Linked DNA regions of Homo sapiens: region 2 is linked to region 1. A link is an interaction called in ENCODE POLR2A ChIA-PET data of the cell type or tissue named here. Cell type or tissue: HepG2. All regions are shown on one strand.

Region 1 (4,000 bases):
CCTTCCCATTCCAGGTGGACGTGCTCTTCCCCTTTGGTCAGGATGGCAGGCCTGCGGAAACCCCTGCCAGAGAAGCGGTTACCGAAACGGGAGTTGGAGAGGTCTCACCAGGGAGCGCTGGAGACCTTAGCCCGTTCACCTTCTCCCCTCATCTTCCTCCCTCTACCTCCTGCCCCTACACTCACCCTAGCCTCCTGCCCAGCCTGGTGGGAGAGGTCAGCTTATATAAGGTCCCCTGGCCACTTCCTGACCTCCTCAGGGGGGATCTTCAGCCTAGGTCCACTCAGATTTCTCCAAATTAGGGCCCCGGTATGGGCTGTGGAAACCAGCCCTAAGTCTGGGCCTGAGTCATGCCTGCTGTTCAGGGCTTACGGGAGGGCCCTTTGTGTAACTCCAAAGCAGGGGACCGGGATTGCACACTCAAGCCTTTCAGGAACAGCTGAGGCTGGGCAACCAGACAGTTTTGCTTGGATCTCTGGGGTGGCCACGTGGCCATACATTCAATGCTCTGAGATGCCTGTGCCCTAAGCTAGGCAGGAAGTGACTTACAGCTGAAAACAGGATTTGAATGACTTCTGCTCCGGGGAGGCCCCTCAGTATAAACAGTGAGAATTTCTGGGAAATGTACATAAGGCCAGACTCTCGGGAGGGGATATGGGCCCAGATTCCTGATGCTCCCACCGAAGTGAGAGGTGCCAGCTCTTCCTGGGCATCCCAAACCTCCACGGGCTCTCTCTTGTGGTTAAATGACAGCGTCTTACTTCTCATTTCATCTTCCCAGGGAGAGCGTTCACTCACTCTCAGGGCCTGGGCTGAGCAAGCTAGCCATCTAACATCTAAGCAGAGGCATGCAGAGTGCAGCCTGAACACAGTAGGTGTGCAGCTCAGCTCCCTTGTTGGCTCTGAGCTCAGTGAGGCAGGGAGCTTGACCCATCACTTGTCATTTTATCCCTAGCCATTGGCATGTAAAATAATGCCAGCCCTAGGCACCCAGGAAGTACTTCCTGAATGGAATGAATGAATGGATAAGTAAGACAATCTGGAATTGTCTTTTAAAGTTGCCAGAACTCAGGCTAAAGGTGCAAATGCTCTGCTGGTGTATTTTGAAGCAGCCTCTTCTGAGTGTGCCTGGCCTGGCCTCCCTGCCTATGTTCCCTGTGCTCCCTACTCCAGAGTTCCACCTCCCCAGCCCTGGACCTTGACCCTCAACATCCCTATTTAGTTGGGTAACGTGTGAGGCTTTTAGAAAATAGTCTGTCGCCAGGAGTGGTGGCTCATGCCTGTAACCTCAGCACTTTGGGAGGTTGAGGTAGGAGGATCTCTTGAATCTGAGAGTTCCAGACCAGCCTGGGCAACATAGAGAGACTCTGTCTCTTAAAAAACAAACGAACAAACAAAAAAACTTGATGTAGTGGGAAGCGCCTGTAGTCCCAGCTACTTGGGGTGCCGAGGCAGGAAGATTGCTTGAGCCCAGGAGTTTGAGGCTGCAATGAACCATGATTGCACCACTGTACTCCAGCCTGGGCAACAAAGTGAGATCTCGTCCCAAAAAAAGATAAATAAAAAGAAAATAGTCTGTTTTAGTCTGTATTCAGAGCAAGCCTGTGGCATGAATATCAACTTTCCTGTTTTTGCAGGGGGGAAACCGAGGCCTGGCAGGGCGAAGTGGGCAGGACCCTTCTCAAAGGGCCAGGGTGCTAGTGGCCACTGTCCTTCCCCCACCACCTCCACGCCCCCATCCCCCCACAGTTCACGACTGCAAAGGCAGCTTTAGGTTGGGAGCTGGTGGAGCAAAAAGGCCGTTCAAAGGCAGCCTTCGTTTGCTTTTCCTTATCATCACATGTGCAAGGGCAGCTCCGTTTACCTAGAGGCAGGCGTCTTTGAGCTCATCCTTTCCGCAAACACCTAAAGGGTATGTTGAACATTTGAGCCCCTGTCTCAGAGGGCGCAGCGTTTGCACAACATAAGCCCTGGCGGCTCGGTAGACGGGTATGGGGGGTAGACTCAGGTTTCTGGATGAAGCACTGAGAGCCAAGGTGACCTGCGGTGTTCCGGGATGACCTTTGGTGACCTTCGGTCCTGTCCAGTGACCTGGGGTGGTGAAGTTACCCCAAATGGGAGGAAATGAACTCTGGGTGGGCGAAGGCTGCAGGACGTGTTGGCATGATGGCTGTAGAAAGTGCACACCAGGGCTGGTGTGGAGGGCGCCTCGGCTGCTCTGAGAATCTTCCACTACCCCGGCCTGGGATTCCCAGGAAAGGCTGGTGGTGGAGGCCAGAGAGGCTCACAGCCCTTGTCAGCCAGGCCTGGAGCCGTTCCTGCAAACAGGAGCCCGATGTAAAGGTTCTGAGCTCTGCATTCTTGTGGAGTGGGTGGCACTGTGAGGCCTGCTCTCCTTGGGGCAGCGGGGGCTCTCTGCAGGAGGAGGGAGGATGCCATTTGGGTTACTGAGCACCTACTGTCTCATTTAACCTTCTCAACACCCGGGGGTGGGGGGGTGGGGGTAGGTACTATTATCCCTATTTTACAGGTGGAGAAATTGAGGAGAGGTGAAAGGATCCCAGCCAAAGTCAAGTGGTGGTATCAGAATTCAAGCCAGGCTGTCTGAGTTGGGAGCCTGTGTTCTCACCCACCTTGCCTCATGGCCTCCTCACTGCCAAATGTCCCATGCCAGGCTGCAGAGTCCCCACCCCAACCAGGAACAAGAGAGCCACAGGAAAGACGGCAGGGGCAGGCCAAGTGTCATGGGAATATTTTTATCTGGAATATTTGTTTTCCCACTGAGCTTGTAAATGACATCTCAGATCCCACACTCTGAGACAGGAAGTCCTAAGTAGGAAGAGAGCACCCTACCCAGCCCTTGTTGGCCACAAGGAGGGAGGGCAAGGGGCCAGGTGGCTGTGTTAGGGTGGCCAGCCTAGGCTGCTGATGGCCAGTGAGGCTCAGCCAAAAGGCTGGGAGTGGGGATGCTTGTTTCTCTTTTCCCTCTGACCGATTATGGGGACTGGCAGAGCCCATCCCCAAAACCACAGAGGGGCGCAGCTGTTTTGGAAGGCATTTCAGAGGAAGCATTCAAGTCTGTCCCAGACTGTCCCACATCTGTGGGAAGGGAAGGGCAGCAGGGCACCCATGGCACAGGCCTTTGCTCATGGACCTAGCTGATATATTGGATTAACTATTTAAATTTAAATTTTTTTTTTTTGAGATGGAGTTTCACTCTTGTTGCCCAGGCTGGAGTGCAATGGCACGATCTCGGCTTACTGCAACCTCCGCCTCCCAGGTTCAAGCGATTCTCCTGCCTCAGCCTCCAGAGTAGCTGGGATTACAGGCATGTGCCACCATGCCTGGCTAATTTTGTATTTTTATTAGAGACGGGGTTTCTCCATGTTGGTCAGGCTGGTTTGGAACTCCTGACCTGAGGTGATCCGCCTGCTTTGGCCTCCTAAAGTGCTGGGATTACAGACGTGAGCCACCGTGCCCGGCCAAACTTTATTTATTTATTTGTTTGTTTATTTATTTATTTATTTATTTATTTATTTATTTATTTATTTTTGAGATGAAGTCTCGCTCTGCCACCCAGGCTGGAGTGCAGTGGCACCATCTCGGTTCACTGCAACCTCTGCCTCCTGGGTTCAAGTGATTCTCCTGCCTCAGCCTCCCGATTAGCTGGGACTACAGTCACCTGCCACCATGCCTGGCTAATTTTCGTATTTTTAGTAGAGACGGGGTTTCACTACATTGACCAAGCTGGTCTCGAACTCCTAATCTCAAGTGATCTGCCCGCGTCAGCCTCCCAAAGTGCTGGGATTACAGGCATGAGCCACTGTGCCCAGCCAGGTTAACTTTTACGAAATTACAAAATAAAATTTTTCTTCTTACAAAATAAATGCAAACTACATGGAAGACAAGAAGGTCTCTTCATCCTCACTCCATGTCATATGGCTAGGGCCTGCCATAAGTACAGCACACATTTTTCCCCAATTTAATCTTCTCAACTGAA
Region 2 (4,000 bases), 470 kb after region 1:
CAAAGCACAGGCTGTAAAAAGACGAGCTCCCTGCCCAGCCGACTAAACAGGGCTATGGGGAGGAGACGCCTCCAGGAGTAAACAATACAAGGTCTCCTACCTGTGCGACAGGACGAGATGGAAAACACATTCGATGATGAAAGCCTGTTTAAAAGGCACAAGGCAAAACAAATAAATTAACTTAGTATGTTCTGAAACAATTACAACAATACCCACTGCCCTCACCCCACCCCCACCCCCAGCTCTGACTAGAGGTCCTCCTTCTGGCTTGAACCCAGGGGTCTTGGCAACATTTGAAATGGCCTCAGAGTACAGTGCATGCCTTTGGACTGAACCGGACTAAGCCCGACTGGACATGGTCTCCATCAGCTCGCACATCTGGCTGCCTTCCCCGAATCCTCTCTTGTGCCTAAATACAGAATAGGGACAAGCTCTCTCTGCCCAGCAGGCTGCTGCCCCGAGGTCTGTGTGGGGTTGCGCCTGCTGGAAATGGTGCCAATGTCATGGGCATGGTAGGGACTGGGTGTTCGCTGTAACACCCCCGACTCATGCTGATCTCTACCGGGTCTTGTCTCCTTTTTCAAAAAACCAGCCCATTTCTAATGTCTCCCCGCCCCACCGCACCAGTCTTTCCAAATGTCCAAGAGGACACATAAGAGATCTGCTCTGTTAGTGGTGAGAGTCCTCTTGCTGCCTCAGCAGAACCCAGCAAGCTCATGTGCGCTCTTCCAGGATCAGTTTAGATGCCAGCCCCTCTGGGAAGCTATGGTGGGCAAAATCATGTCCCCCCAAAGATGTCTGCATCCTGATCCCTGGAACCTGTGGCTATGTTGCTTGTAGGTCAAGGGGTGGAGTTAAGGTTGCTGATGGAATTAAGGTCACTAATCAGCTGACCTTAAAATAGGGGGATTATCCTGGATTACCCTAGTGGGTCCCAGTGTCATCAGAGGGCCCCTAAATGTAAAAGAAGGAGGCAGGAGGGGATGTGAGAAGGACTCAAACCCTCAGACTCAGCAGCCACCCTGAAGATGAAGGAAGAGGCCACGAGCCAAGGGACGCAGCCCTGACTGGCTGTGTGCTCCTTGCTCAGGGCAGGGCTGGTGGCTAGTCACTGTGTCCCCAGCTCTGCGGCAGACACATACAGAATCTCCCTGCTTAATGATGAGTGAAGAAATGATAAAAAATTAGCAAAAACCAAAATGATGGTACCTGCAGACATTCTTCTGGTCCAGAGCATCCCATTTTCTTTGTGGAGGATAGCCCCAGCCTCCCAGTTTCTCTCCTAAAGGCATTGCTACCTCATAGTTCACTTCAACCCTCCCGAGCTGGCTTCTGGACTCAGCCTTCCCCCAGCCTGGACTAGGCGCCCCCTCACCAGCTCCAGGAACATCCCCGGCATGCCTGAAGCACATCTGCTCCCAGCAATGTCCACTCCGAATCCCAGCCTCCATGTCCCTGGCATCCCACATTGATGAATGGAGGCCTGTGAAGCTTTGCTGAGCAGAGTTACCTGAGGCAAGGAGATGGCCAGGAACAGTCAAGCACTCTGCTGGTGTGCGCGGGAAGTAGGGCAGGTTTGATGCTATTACATTTGCATGCTCTGTCCTTATTTTCTCTTCACTTTCCCTGCGTGTGCCTGTTTTTGCTGAATTAATGAAAAGAGTATGTTCCTGTTTCTGCTGAATTAATGAAAAGGGCGTGTGCCTGAGCTTGCCTCTCATGCAGGACACCCTACAGTGTACTGAGACTCTATTCACGTGGCTCCCTCCTTGGAGCCAGGCTGGAGCTTGGAGTGGACACGGGGTCCCCAGGAGTCAGTGGTGGGGACAAGAAGCATAATTCAGGGGCCCAGGGTGCTCCCCTGGGAAGGGCGCTGACTGGTGTGGCCCCCACTGCTGGAGGGATGCCCCACCCTGAAGCCCTCTTCTGCTCCCCTGGAGAGGAGGTGGAAGCCTCACGTATGACAGGAACAACCATTCCTGTTACTGTATCCTAGAAGAGTCAGCACCACTCTTTCACACTGCAGGAGGAGCCGCTGTGAGTCTGCGGTGGGAGACGGCAGAACAGACTCCTAAATCAAGTGCAGCAAGCTCCCCGAGGACCCTGTCGCTTGAGATCAAAGTCTGGACAATAATTACACAACATGGAGCGTCGCTTGCTTCCGGCCCCTTTCTGAGCCTCTCCTCTGTCCACAGCCACCCACAGCAGCTCTCCAGCTATGGCCACCCCCAGTAGCAGGAAGGAATGTCGGTGATTACCCAATTCTGATTTCAAGGCCAGCTCCCAATTCATTCATGCTGAAGATGGGCCTTGGCCTCTCTGCCTCTTCCCTCCCCCTGGTGGACTCGGCCTTGACTCTTCAATGATTTACTGCCAGACCCAAACAGCAGCGCAAAAATTGGACAGTGGCATTCCCCACTTTCCCTTGCTCAGACCCCAGACCCTGAAATTGACAGACCCTCCAAGGAATGGCAGGGAGGTCTCGGGACCCACAGAGTAGGTGTGGGGCAGGTGCAAGATCCTCCCAACAGCAAGTGGAGGTTCTGGCTGACACAGCAAACCCAGGCCCCCAGAGTGGCGTCAGCAGGGAGGCAGGACACATCTCTGAGCAGAGCAGTGAACTGTCCGTGAGGAACAGCCATGAAAGGACCACCTGCCCAGGATATCTTCTTCAGCAGGGCGAGAGGCAAACGTATCCTGGGAAACGCTGCAAGAACGGCCAGCGCCTTCACCAGAATTTTCTACTGGAAACTGCCGGAGGGATGGTGAAGATGAGGAGAAGGCCACAGCCAACTGCGGGCAAAAGAACAGCCAAACTCACACCGCGTCTTGTTTTTTATTTACCTATGCAGTTCCCAGGCCGAAAATTGCACAACCGCATCGCATCCCTTTACAGTTGAAACAGATTCCCTGACAGAGCGACGGTGGTAAACACACCTGCACTTTGCTCTTCGAATCACACCTAAGTTCATCAGCTGTGTCACAAAGAGGAAAGACAGCCTTGAACACTGCAGTTAATTTTTACGGAGTCACCTTGGGCAAACAGGGGACTTAGCGTAGTTTTCTTTTTTCTTTTTTTTTTTCCGGCACAGCAGCCTCAATGTGTTTGTAGTATAACAAATAAAAGTGTGTTCTTGGAACCTCCAGGAAATTAATGGCTCATTTTTCCTGGCAGGCTGATGTGAGGGGTACTAAATTGCCTTATGCTGATTAAAGACAAGCGTTGTTGCCTTTAGGCAAAGAGAATAAGAAAAGGAAAAACCGAAGCCCATTAGCAAAAGGAGGTGGTGGTATCAGAGATGTAAACAAGTGGGATGTGCTGTTCTGCTTAAGTGTTGGTTCCAGACGCCACGAAATGGAACACGATGGCGCTGAGACCACCTTGTCATCAGGCTGCCCTTGGAGAGTTCTTATGTGAGATGAAAAGGGATATTTACCAAGACCTACTATGTGTGTGACCTATTCATGTAATTATCCATTTTCAAAAAATGCCCTGCAAGGTAGGCACTATTGAGCTCATTCTGCAGCTGCAGAAACAGACTTGGAGTGCTGTGGCCACTCTCCTCCCAGGGCGCAGAGATGGAACGAGAACATGAGCTCAGGCCTGCAGCAACGTGACTGTGTTAGCGGCTCTCAGACCACCACCAGGCACAGACTGACTCTTTAGGTCACCGAAGGCTGCGGAGTTAGGTGTAGGTGTCCAAGGAGGTCACTAGCCACTTATTTTCTGTCCTTACCACTGGCAAACACATGCATGCACACACACACGCATACATAAACACACACACACACACATACACACACACACACACAGGCACAACTGTGCACAAACTGGAAATATCACGGGTCACTGCCCCCCACTCCTAGGGAAGAGAAGGGAAGCCAGGGGTATTAATGGAAAGAAGACGGGGTTTGGGAGCCCAGAGGCTGACTTCTAAGTCCTGGAGCTGCCTCTCAGCAGGTTGACCCCGTAGGCTCCATCACTCCATGCCCCCCTGTA

The links. Peaks named below come from ENCODE experiments on the same cell type or tissue, not always from the same donor. Only the 100,000 strongest peaks of a DNase experiment are listed, where the experiment ranks them.
Region 2: POLR2A ChIA-PET joins it to region 1 with 17 read pairs; 1 of 35 experiments calls an interaction of 5 or more read pairs at or near these places.

What each region holds. Positions count from the first base shown.
Region 1 is chr14:100,815,593-100,819,592 of GRCh38, forward strand. No RefSeq gene overlaps it. Among named protein-coding and RNA genes, the nearest start is that of MIR2392, 3.1 kb to the left of the region's middle. RefSeq lists an enhancer at 1-69. In HepG2, no CTCF peak of the experiment used is centred here; DNase peaks (open chromatin) are centred at 499, 1,209, 1,869 and 2,759.
Region 2 is chr14:101,286,496-101,290,495 of GRCh38, forward strand. No RefSeq gene overlaps it. Among named protein-coding and RNA genes, the nearest start is that of LINC00524, 120 kb to the right of the region's middle. RefSeq lists an enhancer at 2,247-2,782. In HepG2, a CTCF peak has its summit at 2,327 (motif pointing left); DNase peaks (open chromatin) are centred at 2,226 and 2,926; H3K4me3 peaks cover 473 bases.